2 separate regions of the Homo sapiens genome follow, and region 2 is linked to region 1. A link is a loop called in an ENCODE intact Hi-C map of the cell type or tissue named here. Cell type or tissue: endothelial cell of umbilical vein. All regions are shown on one strand. Links, peaks and the distances in the headings refer to the core of each region. The heading gives the core; the rest is flanking DNA.

Region 1 (8,154 bases), core at 980-5,979:
TATTCAGCCGTCTCCATCTTTCCACCTGTTGACTCCATCCTAGTTCAGGCTTCATCCTTTCATACTTAGGCTATTTCAGTAGTCTTTGCCTTGTCATCCCTCCTTTGATCTTTCTGCCCCATCAAACCCATATTCCACACTGTCACTAAGGGTATCTTTCTGAAACATAGACATGGGCCCACTACTTCACTGAGTAAACTCTGGAAGTGTTCTCCAGTGTCTACAGGGTAAAGTTAATCCTCTTCAGAATATCATATAGGGCCATTCACAGTATTGTCCCACTTTATCCTTAGAGAATTTTCTTATCCTTTAAAGAACTCATACCTATCTTTTAAGACTCAGCACACATATTCCTCCAGATTTCCCAGGTAGAACTAATCATTCCTTTTCTGTGGTCCTCCATTGCTTTGTGCACACCCTGGTGCTCTGACACTGTGCTTGGGGCATTATATTGTAATGCCTCATTTTTAGGCTGTGCCCCTCTAAACAGTGAGGATCATGTTTCTCTTTATATTTGCATCTCCCATTTAGCTAGTGGTACTTGGAAGACAAGTGTTGTTGGAAAGGAAATAACTTCTTTCAGCTATGTGCGGTGAATGTTCATAGCGAAACACTAAACTAATCAATGCCTGTATTTCAGTTGTTCTTTTACTTATTTTTTAACCTTCACATTGTTCATGTAGGAAACACATAACCTTTGTAACAACTTTAATTTTTGGTAGTGATCCTCACCCTTAGACAAGAGGGTAGATGGAGGCACTCCTTCCTCCTTGTTTCTAGAACATTATGGCTCTATACTATTATAGATAGGTTTAAAATCTTAAAAGCTATCAGTTTTAAGTTCATATCATGTACCAGACTTTGTTCCTCATTGTTGTACATGTATTACCTCATTTATTTTAATTATTTCTATAACTCAATGACCATAGTACTACTCTTTCTGCAATTTACAAATGAGGAAATTAACGCACAGAGAGATTAAGTAACTTGACCAAGATCACACACTCAATAAGTGATGAAACAGGGATGTGAGTCCAGGCTGTCTTGTGCCAGAACCAATGATCTTGACCACTAATGGCCTCTGGAACCACTAATGACAGCCTTCTTTTTATCTTATAGCCACAGTTAATCATTTGTTTTCACAAAAGATGTGACACCTCAATTAAAATCATTAGTGGTCAGGAGCAAATGTGAATATGTTTGAATTTCTTGCTTTTGGCATCTTCTAGCTGGGACTCTGTTCTAATCAACACATTCTTCTACTGATACATGGAATCAAGGCATTTCATCTCACACTCACTTAAGTTAACAAATGATCACTTCTCACGGATGTGGGTAACAAGAGTTCTGAGTCATTAATTTGCTAAAATGTTTTCCCCATTGTGAACTTTAAATCTTTTCTCTTTTATCCTCATAATAACACACATATTTTTACCCCATGTACCCTAATAAATAACAGAGAATCTTGCTACAGACTAGAAATTCACTGACTCGGACCTTGAGGAGAAAAGTAAAGGGAATGCACTCCCAACCAACAACCATTAAAGGCAAAGGAGGAGAAGGGCTCTAATTATTCTGCTGGAACTGGAACCCATGGTTACAGGGTTCTGAGCATTTGAAACCCTCAGGCTGAAAAATCACTTAACTTTCTGCTATGTGTGTGTGTATTGTGGGGCTGGATTATGCGGAAGGAAAGGAATAAAATAAAATCCATTTCAAATTCAGAGTTCACCATCATTTTGCTTACACTCTGGAGAGAAGAAAAATGATCCTGTCACTTTAAATATAGCATAGACTGCCATATAGATCTTATTTTTCGTTCTTTCATATTTTCTTCCCTTTCCCTCCTACCATCCCTCCCTCTCTTTGCCTCCCTCTCCCTCTCTTTGTATGTCATTAGCTCACAGTTTTTCCTTGTTCTGCTATTGAAGTCACTTTGCTGTTTCTTTGCATTTGTTTTGGGATCATTCTGCATGTTTGTGTGCTCTCTCCTTATCTAGAAGGCCCACCCTTTGTATCTACTTGTTTCCTCTCCACACTACCCACTTAGGATACAATTTTGGGTATGAAAATATGTGCTAAGCAGCGGCTTGGGAACAAATTGCCTCTGCAGATAGCCAAAGCCCTGCACTCCTGGGCCAGTGGTTGAAGAATTCTCCTTTCATGGTGTACAGACTTTCTTGTTTTGTGGGTTTGCATTTTTGCCTCTAATCAAGTGTCTCTGTTTAAAATCAGTAAGACTACATGAGGGCTGATTCTGAGAATTAGAAGGCACAGGGATGGAAAAAGTCGTAAATGTGTAGGGCTGGGCAGCCCAAGGTCTGATTTGTTCAAATTAAGTGAGATAAACCCCATGGAATACTTAGAAGAGAGATCAGCATATTCAGGCACTGACCAATGTTTTCTTCCCTTCTTTTAATTGCTCCCTCAATTATTTTTCTCCATAAACACTTAATATCTGCTCAAGCTTTCCAGGGGGAAGAGTGCATTTTTGGGGGTAGGTGGGGGTGTAAGGATGGGATAGCTTACAAAATGCATAGATAGAAACTCATTCAAGCCCACTTGGTGATGTGATATTGTTTGTTAGATTCTACACTGACAAGTTTTCATTTTTACTCCATGTCATGGGTTGATTTTGGGATATTTAAGTCTCATTCTTTCTGTAATATTTAAATCTCAATTGTTCCACCTGGGGAGGTAGAAGGACAGAGAACATACAAAACATACACACAAAAAAAACCCCTCTGATGAACACAGGTAGAATGCCATGTAAAAACCAAGGCAGGGATATGGGTGATGCTTGTGTAAGCCAAGAAATGTCAAAGATTGAGAGCAAACCACCGGCAGCTGGGAGTGAGGCATGGAACAGATTTCTCCTCACAGCCTTCAGAAGGAACCAACTTTCTGACACCTTGATCTCAGGATCCTAGCCTCTAGAACAGGGAGACAATATATTTCTGTTGTTTAAGCCAAAAAATAAAAATAGAAAACAAAAATAATCCTCTCATGATTTACTGTTCTGTGGAGCTTGAAGGGGAAGAGACACCACGTGTTAGAATTCCCAGCCCAGTGGTCATGAGTTTCTCACATGCTGGGTTGCACAGGCCTTCCCTATATGGTCGAGGTCTGTTGAGAAATTCTGAGTGTTGGAGGCCTTTCCAGGGCCGCCCTCAGGAGAGAGAAATCCTGCTGCAGGGTAACTCCCTAAGATTAGAAAAATGTAGCTTCGCTGGCCAACTGAAGCAAGGAATGATTCATTTCCTGTCATTAACAGAGTGAGAAAGATGTCGTTCACAAAGTTCTTTAAGCTGGAAAAGCACATTATGTGAAATACTCAATTTCCTGATGGATGGCATCAACTCTCCTAACTTGCCTTTCAGCAGCAGCGTTGCTTCTGGACAGTTCCAGATTCTGGGGGCTGTTGGGTCACATGCTAACTGGCTCAGGTGCCTGATGTGCAATTAGTTGGGGGAGAAAGGACATTATGCTAACTCAACCCTGGGTTAAAATAATGACCTCGGCTATCCCCTGGATGATGTATCGATGTTTAATCCTCAAGTTGCTATATAACATTTCTAAATATTTAGCAACCAGATTGCAAGTTAAAACTTTCATGTTCAGGCTCTTCTGGTTAAAAATCAGCTAAAACAAAACAAAACAAACTAAAAAACGAAAGACCAAAAACTCAACCTCGCATTTAAAATTGTGCTGGTTATTATTTGTAGATAATCCCTTCTTGGTGGACTAATCTTTTCCCTCGAAAAACAAGTTTACATCACATAGTCTATTTAGCTTACTTGCTGATATTGCCAGATTATATAATCATAGGTTTGAATTGATAGAACACTCCTTTTTAAGGAGCTGAAAGAATTTAATCTTCTTTCCTATTTAGTTGCAGAATGCCCACAGGAGAAACAAGATGGCAACTAAATTTCCTTTTTTACAGGTGCCAAAAAGCCTATAGTTACAGAGAGGGTAAGTAATTTGCCTAGGATCACACAGCTAGAATTGGGATGTGGTATAAAAACCTAGGTGCTGTTTGCAGTTTAATGCTGCCAGCACTTGGCACTGATACCCCATCTTGAATGACTAATAATCTCTGTGTATGAAGTACCTGAAGAATATGGCCTAGGCTTTCTATCCCTGGGGCTTCCAAATGATACCTTACTTCATCACCACAAGAGTTTTATGATGTTGGCATTTTTATCCCCATTTCACAGGTGAGAAAATTGAGGCTCAGGGTTATATAGTGGGCAGAAGTAGAGATAGGGTTTGAACTCCAATCTACCTGACCACGTTATCCACTGCCTATGTAACATATATAAGAAAAGATATCTGGACATGAAACATACAACAAGCAGTGGTTCAATGACATCCAGGAGTCAGTGTTCTGGGAGAAACTGAAAAGTAAACATTTTAAATAAATGTTTATTTTCTGGCTCCTGGTTATAATAAAATTGTTAGTTTGTGTTTCCTTTTAGCCAGAGTTAATATTCTAAAAGGAAGTGAGAGTTGCAGCTAACAGAGTTTTTATATAAGAGGGAAAATAAAAAGAGCACAAAAAAGAAAGGATGGTACTTGAAGACAACTTCCATGTAGTGTGGTATTGGCCAGTCCTGAATGGCTTTGGAGAGATCTGATTTTGGGCAAGGACACTGGACAGAGAGGGAGAAGGGGTAGGGAAGGCATCACTGGCAAGATATAACTAGACTTCACGAGCCTCAGGGCCCTCCTCACCTCAGTCAGAAAGACAGCAATACCACCTAAATGCCAAAATCCCAGAGGGGAAACAGTTAAAACCCAAGACACTCAAGGAGAGAAGGGTTTTGGAAATGTCAACAGGAGAAAAAAAGATTTTCCTGACTCAGGCCCTCTTTGATGACCTAGGAAAACTGGCTTGGGAATCAAAGTAGGGTGAAGTATGGTCCTGGTATCAGCATCACTTGGGAGCTTCTTAGAAACCAAATGCTCAGGCCTTACCCCAGACCTACTGAATCAGGAATGTTGCGTGGGGCCCTGCTGTCCAGGTTTGAGTCAGCCCTGCAGGTTTTGGATGCACCTAATCTTTGAGAAACACCACTCTGGAACATACAGAGGTGAGCCCTGGGCAAAACGGTGAGAGAGAAGCTTGTCCCAGGTACACCTTTACATTTATTAATGTGATTATTTGATTCATAGCCATGTGCCCTTCTAGGCTGTAAGTCAGACTGTGTGGCACACAGGAAGATACATTACTCAGCTTCCTTTGCAGTCAGATTGGAGCCATGTGATTGGGTTCTGGCCAATGGAATGTCATGGAAGTGAGGTCATCCATGTCAAAGCCGGGGTCCTGGTTGGTATAGGGCCAGCCTGTATGAGGACTCTGAGAAATAAACTTACATGAGGTAACTGCGATCTGGGGGTTGTTTTTCACAGCAGCTTCATTTCCCTGATTAATACAGGTTATGAGCAAAAAATTGGGCAAGGTCTGATCCGTTTTTGCTTTTGATTATATTCAGGGTGATCGTTGAAATGTTAACCAATGCTGTGTCAGTGGGACCAGTCACTCTACACAGACACTGACCACAGGGCTTATAGGGTCCTGCAGGACCTCTGAATTGCCATAGTTAACCCTTTAGATCAGGGATTTGGGGGAGCTCCAGAGGTTCAGAGGGAGAGGGCATTGGCTGGGACAGTATAGAAGAACTTCAGTATTTTAACAACCCATACAGCCGTACTGGTGCATGCCAATTGTATCACTAATATTCAGTACAGTCGTGATACAAGTAGGCAGACAACAAATACTTTTTTGAATCAAAACCAGATAATTTGAACATAATGTAGTTGGGGTCCTACTGAGCATTGAAGATAACAATTGCAGACATCTGTTAGGAGTCTCCCCTGGAATAAATTGTCTACGGAATCTACAGGCATCCATGTGGGCTCCATTTTACCCACTTCCTTACTCTAAAAGATGGATGGAGACCTCCATTTAGAATGGAAGTCCTTGGCTTTGTTGGGTTTTTGAATCCCTTTGGTGTTTAATTTGAGCTCCTTTCCTAAACAAATGCACATATACCCATAAATATAAGGATGTGGATACTGTTTTAGGGGGTTCGTATGTCCTTTGGGCTCCATCTCCAGGAATGAAAAGTAAAACAAGGAGGAAAAAAATTCCTGGAAGTGGCTAAGTGTGAACCAGGACCTAGTTGCCTTTGAGCATAGAATATGTGTAAATTGCAAAACCAGGACTTAACAAGGTTTCTGCAACATCTATAACTTTCATGACATTTTATTTTCTCGGTTCCTGTCTTCTCATCTGTAGTGAATAGCAATATAAACTCTTAAAAAAAAACAGAAAAGAGTGTTGCATCTTTGTGTAGAAATGGGTATTAGCATTCATGTCATAATTTGTAAATTGAGTTTGACTTATATATCAAGGCAACGTATAAAAATGCTGCACGGGGTGCTCAGGCACTTCCTTCTCTGTCTCAGCTTCTTAGAGCTACAAGAGGTTCCTCATGCTTCCAGACCTTGTTTATTTTAACATCCACTATAGGGGACCCGTCTTCCTGTTTCCCAACTGGATATAAAAACTGTTGGATGGTGAATCCTGCAGATCTGACGGGAGGAATTTCTGGCTAGTGGGAGGTGGAATGATTCACTTACTGATGTTAGTGCAGTGAGACAAATCTCATTCATAAATGTTCTCTCACTTGCAGCAACTTTAGCTTTACTACGTTTTTATTACTGGATCATTCCAGAACCTGATGAGTCTTTGGCATGATCTAGAAGGATGTGAGGACACTTGCTATTCCACAATGCCCTATTTAAGGAATAGTGGGCACTCCAGGGACCAGAGCTAGATAGTCATCCTGAAACAGAGATCAGGGTTATGCTTGACAAAATGAAGCATCAGTTTTGTTTTTTTTTTTTTTTTTTTTTTTTTTTTTTTTTTTTTTTTTTTTAGGATGATGTAAGTCAAAAATCAACTCCCATTGAGGTTAAAAAAAGTACTGGCTGCGTAGCCCTGTTGCTGTCAAAGGAGCCCTCATTTTCTCAAGCCTGAGAATTGAGTATTTTAGGGAAAGAACTTTAGAGGCCTTCTGCAATTTGCAGATGAGCTTGAAGTCCTGGGAGATGAAAGAACTTGCTAAAGGCCAGTGTCTGTCCAGGAGATGACAATACTGCCGCTTGGCAAGGGCAGGTTTTTTGTGGAGAGGTGTAATAGGGAAAAGGTGAAGCATGGCCAAAGGAAGGGGTGTGGGTAAGTTTGGAATGGATTTGTGCTTAATCCTGGGAACCATAAAACATTACTCAAGATCTCTGAGAGTGAGGGAAAAAGTGCCAGGATTTGTCCATGAGATAAGTTGAGAGGGGAACAGAGAGGGCACATGTGGTGAATGTGTGGAAACAAATCACCTGGTTAGTAATTTTGCCTTGAGCCTACCATGAGTTTGGTGCTCAAACTCAGGGCAGTCCTCACCCACACACCCCAGAGGGGTCCCCTCCACACATGATGGGCTGGCCAGGGAGAGCGAGGCTGAGCCAGGGACAGGGGTGATCAGGGAAGGAGGACATGGTGCCAGGAATAAGAAAAGCAAAGTAGAGGCCAGGGGTGAGGGAATAAACAAAACTGGAACAAGGGAGGATGCCAAAGTTCCTAGAATCATGATCCGTCAGGAGCTGAGGAGCTTGTGGGATTTGGAGATCCTCACAGTGTAGCTCATCAAAGTCAGGGCACAAAGGCAGACCACCAGTCTCCGGAGAAAGAAAAGGTGCTGGGCCTGGGGCACGGGCATGGTGTTCTGTGCCCACTGACTCATTGCCTGCTGAGTCTCAGGGAGGTTTAGTTATTTACACTCAATTACACATCTTAACTCTGCAAATGTTGGCACTAGGATGTAGGCCTCTCTTCCATTGATTTTAGTTGCAATCAGATAGGAAAAGGAACAGATTAGTGCCTGACATAAAGTTAAGTCCTCAAAAATGTTTAGATGCGAGCACTTTGTTTGTAATGTTGGTAGCTCACTGCTATCCATTTCACATTAGCAAAGAAGTCGTTTCTCATGTTAACCTGGGAAGGTGGCACTGAGTAGAGATGGTGGGGATAGAGCTTACAAAGAGAGAATTTTGATGGGGCTCCCTGGAGGAGTGAGAGAGTACCACGCCTGA
Region 2 (8,154 bases), core at 1,440-6,439, 100 kb after region 1:
CAGAGCCAAAACTTGGAAAATGTATTCTGTAAAGTACCAGACAGCAAATATTTTAGATTCTGAGGGCCACTACATGTATTTGTTGCATATTCTTCTTCTTCTTCATTTTTTTTTAATTTAAAAAAACCTTTTAAAATATAAAATTCCTTCTTAGCTTAGGGACCAAGCAAAAACATGCTGCAGTTGGCTGCAGCTTTCTGATCTCACCCTTAGAGGATAGAGATCATATTTCATTCTTCCACCCCGTAGAGTGCCTGTCCCGAGAGTGTGCTCAATAAGGATATGCAGTTATTTAATAATGAACATAAAATAATCCGTATTATTTGAGTGCTTAAAGTGTGATAGTGACTATTCTAAGAATGTAAAGTAGGTTATATCATTTGGTCTGCACAAAATCAGGTTATACTGTTAGCACAATTTCATAGATGAGGCAGTTGAGGCATGGAGAAGTTGAGGGATTTGCCAAAGGTCACACAGCTAAATCTCTTTAAGAAGTTGGAAAAGGAATGGGACTGGGACAGGAGGCAATTTTATATGTTTATCCTCTGTTGGGGTAGACTCCCAAAGAGGATAGAATGTCTCTGAGATCAACATACTCAACATCCCTGTCTCTGATGAAAAACAAATGTAGATAGACATGTAGCTACAGAGTCTTCGACGTAAAAATTGGATGAGCTTCAAGAATAATTAACACATCTGTTCCCTTTTATGTTTATCACACAGTTTAGAGAACATAGCAAAACTGAGTTTCTAAGAGGTTATGTATTATTACTTTTTAAAACATGAAAAGTCTTGAATATATTACCATCTTCATATTTTTTTTCCTTAAAATCTAGATAAATCCTGTTCCTCTTTAAATATAATAATATCCTTCAAACAAAACACTTTGTCTAAACTAGTTTACTCCAAAAGCATATCTGGTTTTGAGTAAGAAGCTAAGGAAACATATCATTTGAAGCCACATACAAATGTTTTGTTTTTTTAAATTTTTTTGACAAAAAAGGAAAAGATAATCATCTTTGTGTTTTATAAACAATGTCACCTCATGGCTGACAGTTTTGTGACAGAGTGAACTAATGTGAGTTGACATTGAAGATTTTGATGCTGCTTTTTGGAAATCCCAACAGACTAGACTCTTTAGCACAGTGGGATTGGAACTTCAATAATCAATCAAACCATCATCATGAACCAAAATACCCTCAAAGCAGCTGCAATTTACAATTAAGGGATAATGATCTTTATAGGAAAAATTACAAGGACATAAAAGGCACCTGCTGTCAAAATTAGGTTTGCAAAAAGCAGAAGCTGTTTCACTGCTGTAACTTTAAGCAATGATTATTATTAGGGCAATTTAAAGCAAATTAGTAGGTGTTTGGAATTCAAAAAACAATATATTTACATCAAGAGCAGTATTGTGAAGACAGTTAATTTTTCCTGCTGGGAATTAAATGTGTTTTATCAAATGGCAACTGTGCCCTTTCCTGCATTGAATTCCACCAGCTGGAATGCAGATGCAAGAGAGCAACTCAGAACAGGAGCATTGAATCTAAGGTGCCCAACAAAGGCCTATTCTTTAAAAATAGAGAAATAACTGGCATTTTGTTTCAGTTTCTAGATATTAATATCTTTGACTTTTAGTCACTGACATTTTTCCTTTCCCCAGAATTTCCTGTTGCTTATGTTATTGTATTCCTAGGCATCGTTACTGACAGCCAAGTAAACAAAAAGCAATGAAATAAATGAAAGAGAAAATGATGTGGTAGCAGCATAAATATGGACTGCAGATAGGTTGTCACTTGGTGGGCATTGCCTATTCTCACAACTATCATGGTTACCTCTGAGAATTAAGGAAAATTAGAATTGTAGATGTAGAGCATCATTCCTTCAAAATAGGCACTTTCAATGTGTTCTTCACTGAGGACACATTGTTCCTAATCACTGGTTCAACTCAAGTTGGGTCTTGTGGTCGAAAACTGGAGAGGACTGTGTCTCTGTTGCTGACATAGTCAAGGGACTGGTTGAGAGAAACGTGGGAGGGGTTTGCTACTGAGTCCGTGTCCTCGGCTTACCTGGCATAAAGCCACACAAAGGATAAAATTAGCCATCACACGATGGGGATGAGGTAGAAACTCTTTTCCCTTATTAAATTAAAAAAAGAATTTCTCACATATTTCACCTGGGGAGCAACAGCACAATCAATGGCAGGTGGGGCTGAGAGGAATGGCTATTTGATTGGTGGACTTGTTCATTTGGTAACGCATTTCTAAAGAGTTGAGCAAATGCTGTAGGTAAGCTGGGCATATTTATTTTACTTGTTACATATTTTATTTATCAACTTATTATTTTTTATTACATATACAACCAGTGACTCCCTGAGAGGATTATTAACCAGTGGCCAAGTTATGTCAATCTTATTTCTGCAGGAGAGCAGTATTATAGAATGATTAAGCAATAAGACTCTAGACCCAGAGATGAGCCACTAAATGGGTGACCTCAGGTGATTTTTAATCAGTTTCTCAGATTTTGCAACTGTAAAACTGAAATGATAAAACTTACTTTATAGGAATGTCGTGAAGATTAAATAAGCTAATGACTTAGGCTCAGAACAGTGCAGGGTACATAGTAAACACCAATAGATGTTAGCTCTTATTGTGATTATTATTAGTTTTTCGATCTGCCCCTTTTTCTCCATTCTCACTGCAATGATGCTTCAGCTACTTGTTAGTTCTTGGTTAGACTTTGAAGTCATTCCTCACTGACCTCTCCATACTTGGGATCTTCTCAGCTGCATTCATCTTACATCCTACTGCCAGATTAATCTGGTAGATGGCTAAGGTTTTTACTCTCCTGCTCAAAAAGACTGAACTTAGAAAGTAAAGTCTTTAATTCCTGTGCTTGGCACTGATGACTATACTAGTTTCCACTGTCATTTACCATTGCTGCCCTCAACCCAGCCAAAATGGACTTTTTTTCTCTTCTCCATTTATGTACTGCATTCTCCCACCTCCTTGCTTGGCTTACGGTGAACCATCTGCCTGTATCACCTTCCTCTTCACACTCTTCCCTATTTGGCCAAGACTTACTTATTTTTGAAGCCCACCTCACAGGGCTCTAGCTATGGAGACTTCTTGACCCCTTCCATAGTTCCACAAGAGGTAATATACCCTTTCTCCTACCTTTCATACCAATTTATCTGTATGACTCTTATGTTTCTTTTTATTTATTTATTTATGTTTTAGTTACTTAAATACATTTATTAGTCATTAGTTTAGAGTAAATTAGTTTAGAGTCATTAGTTTAGAGTACATAAATTTACTCTAAATTTCCTTCCCATTTTTACTTTAAATTTCCTTCACATTTACACAGCACCTTATTCATAACCAGTGCTCAGTGCACACACACTGAGTGAATGAATGACTCTCCTTGGCTCTTCAGGCCCAGCAAGGGGCTTTCAGCTAATAGATGTTCTGTGTCTTAAAATGTCTTACATGATTTGAAAAAAGGAACCAAAAAATTATTATTCGTTTTCAACCAGCATTATTAATTATTCATAGTATAGCCTCTCTGACTTTTTCTAGTAAGAATTGCATTTTGAACTTAACAGAAATCACAGGCTTTGGGAGTCCACATAGACCTTAGAGGGCATGGTCCAATCCCCTATGGGAAAAACTAAGGCCTAGACGGGGAGAGTGACTAATCCAAGATACAGGTAAGTTACTGATAAAGCTGAGACTGTTAATGAGGTCTGTACTCTCGGGCTAGCATGTTTTCTTTTCTATTGTCATAAAATCTCTTTGTGGTCTAAGAGTAGTAATCAGAGAGTTTGAATAAAGTCCTTTTCAAACTCTAAAATAATTTTCAAAGGGAAACGTAATTTATCATTTATAAAGAAGTTATAATTAGTATAATGGCAAATCTTGAAGAATGAGACAATTTAGACTGCAAAATATTTGTGAAACTTAAATATAAGAAATGTTGAAAACTGGGATAGGAAGACATCTGTGTACATTGGCTCTTCCTGAATGGCAATAGCTGACTCACACTTTTCATATGTATGAATAGTCGTCTACACACTCACTGCCTTCCCTTCCCTCCATTGCAAAGTCATTGTTTGTTTTTCTCTTTCTCCAAATAGTAACCAGTTATTTTCTCAGAGAAGGATTTTCCTCATCTGTAAAATGTAGATGGTAATTTTTACCTCTTTGTATTTATGAGGATTTAAGCAATTGTGTCTGAAGCACCTGATGCAAAGCAAGTGCTGGTGATTGTTAGTCCCACTTCCTCTGTCTGCCTGGCCAAGAGATAGCAAATGCATCACATACGTGTTCTATTCCCTATTTTAAGACCAGGTTAGACAATAAGAATCTTCGTAATACTTTCAGAGCCTAAAAAGAGCCTTAGCATCCCTTTCAGCACAACACTTTAGACAGCTACCATCAATCAGATGGAGTTTACACATGAGAGAACGTATTTGTCATCTCGTCCTAGATTATAAACTCATTGAAGGGATAAGTGAGAGATGATATTTTCCTCTCATTTCTAAATATGGTTCTGCTACATCTGTCTGCTTAGTTTCCACCCCATCTCAGTCTAGCACTTTGCCTTCTGACTTTTGTTTTATTCTGGCTCTAACCATGCTCTTGATTTCTATTTCTTTTCCCATATTCTAATGTGATTCCAAGAAACCAAAATTGTCATTTACTAGGCTATAGATATATAAAGTTATACTCTGCTGAGTTGACTGTAGCAACTTTGTTAATTTGTTATTTTTCCATTTTCTCAAAAAAAATAAGCATTTCCCTCCCTTTTGTTTTTAACAAAGAAAAAAAAAAGAAAATATTTTAATCCAAAACACAATTTTGAAAGTATAAAGATCTGACTAAAAACCACAAAAACAAAAATTAAAAGCTGAATGTGATATTTTGCGGACATTTCCTTATATATCGGAAAAACATTGGTCTGAACATATTCTCTTTTTGAGTTTTGGAAATTCCTTGCGGGTAATTTCTGCTCCTTAATTGTGATTCTAAACATGTTAGTTAATATTGTTCAAAATGATGCAGAGGTGGCTAATATCCAACATTAAATAGCAGTGCTGAGATCCAAACCCTATTTTGACTGGACCCAAAGTCCCATCCTATTGACTACCGCATAGTACTGTACTGCCTCCCCAGACTAAACTGTCTCTCCGTGCTGGTTCTGCCACTTACTGTGTACCTCAGGTAAGTGTTTGAATTTTCCAATCCTGTTTTCTTATCTGTAAAACCAGGAATGTGTCATGAGGGCTTATAGGAAATATTTGTAATGAGTTCTTACTGAGCGCAAGACATGTCCAAAACACCACAGAAATCATCATTAATTTCTCCAAGTGTATTTTCAATGTAAAAAACAAGGAAAATATTTATGCAAATTTTCCACTGGGAAAATAGCATTTTATTTCCTTCTTCTGGAAGAATGCATGACCTTTGACAAAAATCTCAAACTTAAGCAAAAAATTGCTTAATAAGCTAGAGTTTGTCAGACTTAGTGAGAGATGTAATGAAAGATCATTTGCATTTGAATCCCTTTTTTCTTTCTTTTTAATAAAATAATCATCTTCAAATACTTTATAGAAAGCTAGGATTTAAAAAAAAAAAAAAAAAAACAGCCTTAGCCTGAGTAAATGGTAAAAAGGAATTCAGTGTTAAGTTTTAATTCATTTAGTATTGAATGAATATATAATTAAAAGTATACTTTTAATTTAAATGTGTCTCAGGGGAAGGATGTACATTAAACTGTTAAAATAATGTATCTTGATGGTGACAGAAATATAGTTGGAGATGAAAGTAAGAATTATTTTTTATTTTTGTCTTAATTGTTACAATAAGCATGTACTAATATTTTCAATAGTGAATATTTTAAAAAGCATTAAATTTTTAATTTTAATTATTTTTAGTTTTGGCCCTTTGTAAAATTATGATGCAGCTGAAGTTTGTACTGTGTGTGTTCTGCCTCTTTGTTCAATAAGATTTTATCACATTTTCCTCTGTCCTTACTGCAGCATGTATATTATTTTTCTATCAAAGTTTACTGCCAAAAAGGGTATGAGAAATTAATATACCCTAAATATATAAAATTTCTCACAATAAACCTTTCTGCCTCTCTAAAGGATATTTGCTATTCAACAAAGGTTAAAGTGATAAGGTCAGACATAAAGAGCCTCTTGCTTGAATTTCTATTATCCATCGGCAAGAGGGGCACAAGTGTTTGAACGTGAGGAAGACTTTCTGGCTCCTTAATGTCATATAATCCAGATGTTGGAAGTGTCCTATTTTGCTATATGCATAAATATGGACCTGGTTACTGGACCATATGGTAGGATTATTGAATGACTGATGGTGGTGGTTTTGCCCCAGTATATGTAGACCATGTACACCATTATGAAAACTTTTTTTTTTTTTTGGAGACAATCTTGCTCTATCACCTAGGCTGGAGTGCAGTGGCATGATCTCAGCTCACTGCAGCCATGACCTCCTAGGCTCAGGTGATCCTCCCACTTCAGCCTCCCAAGCAGCTGGGACTACAGGTGTGCACCATCATGCCTGGCTTATTTATTTATTTATTTATTTATTTTGTAGAGACAGGGTTTCACCATATTGCCCAGGCAAAATCCTGGAGTCAAGTGATCCTCCTGCCTCGGCCTCCCAAAGTTCTGGGATTACCAGCATGAGCCACTGTGCTTCCTGTAGCCTCCCCTCCCCTCCCCTCCCCTCTTCTCTTCTCTTCTTCTTTTTTTTTTTTTTTTAAGTGAAACTAGGAGCCATTGCAAGGGTTTGAGCAGATGAGAAATAAACTAACTGCTTTAACTTTTAAAATGATTACTCTGTTGGGTTGAGACTAGGCTGCAGAGACTAAGGATTGGAAATAGATCACTAAGAGGCTGTTGCGGTGATGTAGTTGAGAACTTGCATTGAGTGAAGGCAGTGGTGGTAATAAGGATTGCTCAGATTCTGGATATATTTAAAGGTAGAGCCAACTGGTATTTGACACCAATTCTTGACAAAGTCCTGGTGAAAAGTTTCGCTAGAAAGGGCTAAAAGAAGTGTTGGTTCTAGTCTACATTGTCTTCTCTTTCTTCTCCTGGTTCTGAGAAATCCTCCAGTTCCTTCCAATTAGTATTTGATTTAGGTCAAATGAATAACATTCTTTTATCAGTATTAATAGACTAAAGAAAGTTTATCACTCTCTTTCATTGCTGAAAATTGAAATTTTAAGTATAGAATCTTCATAAACTATCTTAATAAAGCTATGACGATTTATGTTCTCTTTAGTATTTATAGGTCCGTATGGTACTAGAATTTAAGGAAATGTGGTTCTCTAATATCTATACTGCAAACAAATGTCTGCTGCAGAGCTCTGGAAATTTTAAGAATGTCTGTTTTTTATCACTGCAGTGCATTAGTATTGCATTATTAAATGTTATTCCCTGGCCCAAACTGCATCAGTGGTTTTTTTTTCCATTTAGGTTTCTCCTGTCTACTTATGTATGAATGACATCAAACCAATGAAGCCACTGTGAGAAATCTGCCACTGATACATAATTATTTACTTATATTACCCATAAGGAGAACATTATCTGTTTCTTATCCATTTAATTAAGAAGAAAGACTACAGAAGATATTTGTTTATTTCTCCTTTACAAAATGTTTTCTATCTGGCCATGGCTATAAGACAAATAAAGGTTTTAAAAAAATTTTCAAGAACATTATTGTACTTTCTGTTTAGTACCCCAGTGGCATGAGAACATTTTGTGATATTTTCTCAGTTCAGTCAAAGAAATCAATGGCAACCAAGCTGAATGGCTGTAAAATGTTCTGGACAACTGTTAAATAGAAGCCAGGGACCAATAGAAGAGAGCTGGGGATGCTTTATGTTGCAAACCTCTTTTAAACAGAATGTGGATAAAATCTTTTTCAAGGACTAGTATAAAGATGTTCCCTTTAACAAACTATTTTAGTCCTCAGATGATCTTTCCTTCCTTTTCTTCTTTGGCTGCTTAGTAGTCACACTAATCACAATGAAGTCAACAACCTTAAAGTAAGATTTTACTTTGCTGCATCAGACAAGAGCCCTTAATGAATGAATACAATATAACAAATAATGTAATTGGTTGAA

What was found. Peaks named below come from ENCODE experiments on the same cell type or tissue, not always from the same donor. Only the 100,000 strongest peaks of a DNase experiment are listed, where the experiment ranks them.
Region 2: a loop joins it to region 1, with 2.8 times the contacts of the local background. A loop is called at or near these places in 3 of 110 quality-filtered maps.

Annotation. Positions count from the first base shown.
Region 1 is chr5:67,298,308-67,306,461 of GRCh38, forward strand. No RefSeq gene overlaps it. Among named protein-coding and RNA genes, the nearest start is that of TILRLS, 34 kb to the left of the region's middle. In endothelial cell of umbilical vein, for the core only: no CTCF peak of the experiment used is centred there; DNase peaks (open chromatin) are centred at 3,244 and 5,284; H3K27ac peaks cover 3,294 bases.
Region 2 is chr5:67,400,743-67,408,896 of GRCh38, forward strand. No RefSeq gene overlaps it. Among named protein-coding and RNA genes, the nearest start is that of TILRLS, 140 kb to the left of the region's middle. In endothelial cell of umbilical vein, for the core only: no CTCF peak of the experiment used is centred there; DNase peaks (open chromatin) are centred at 3,769 and 4,069; H3K27ac peaks cover 3,155 bases.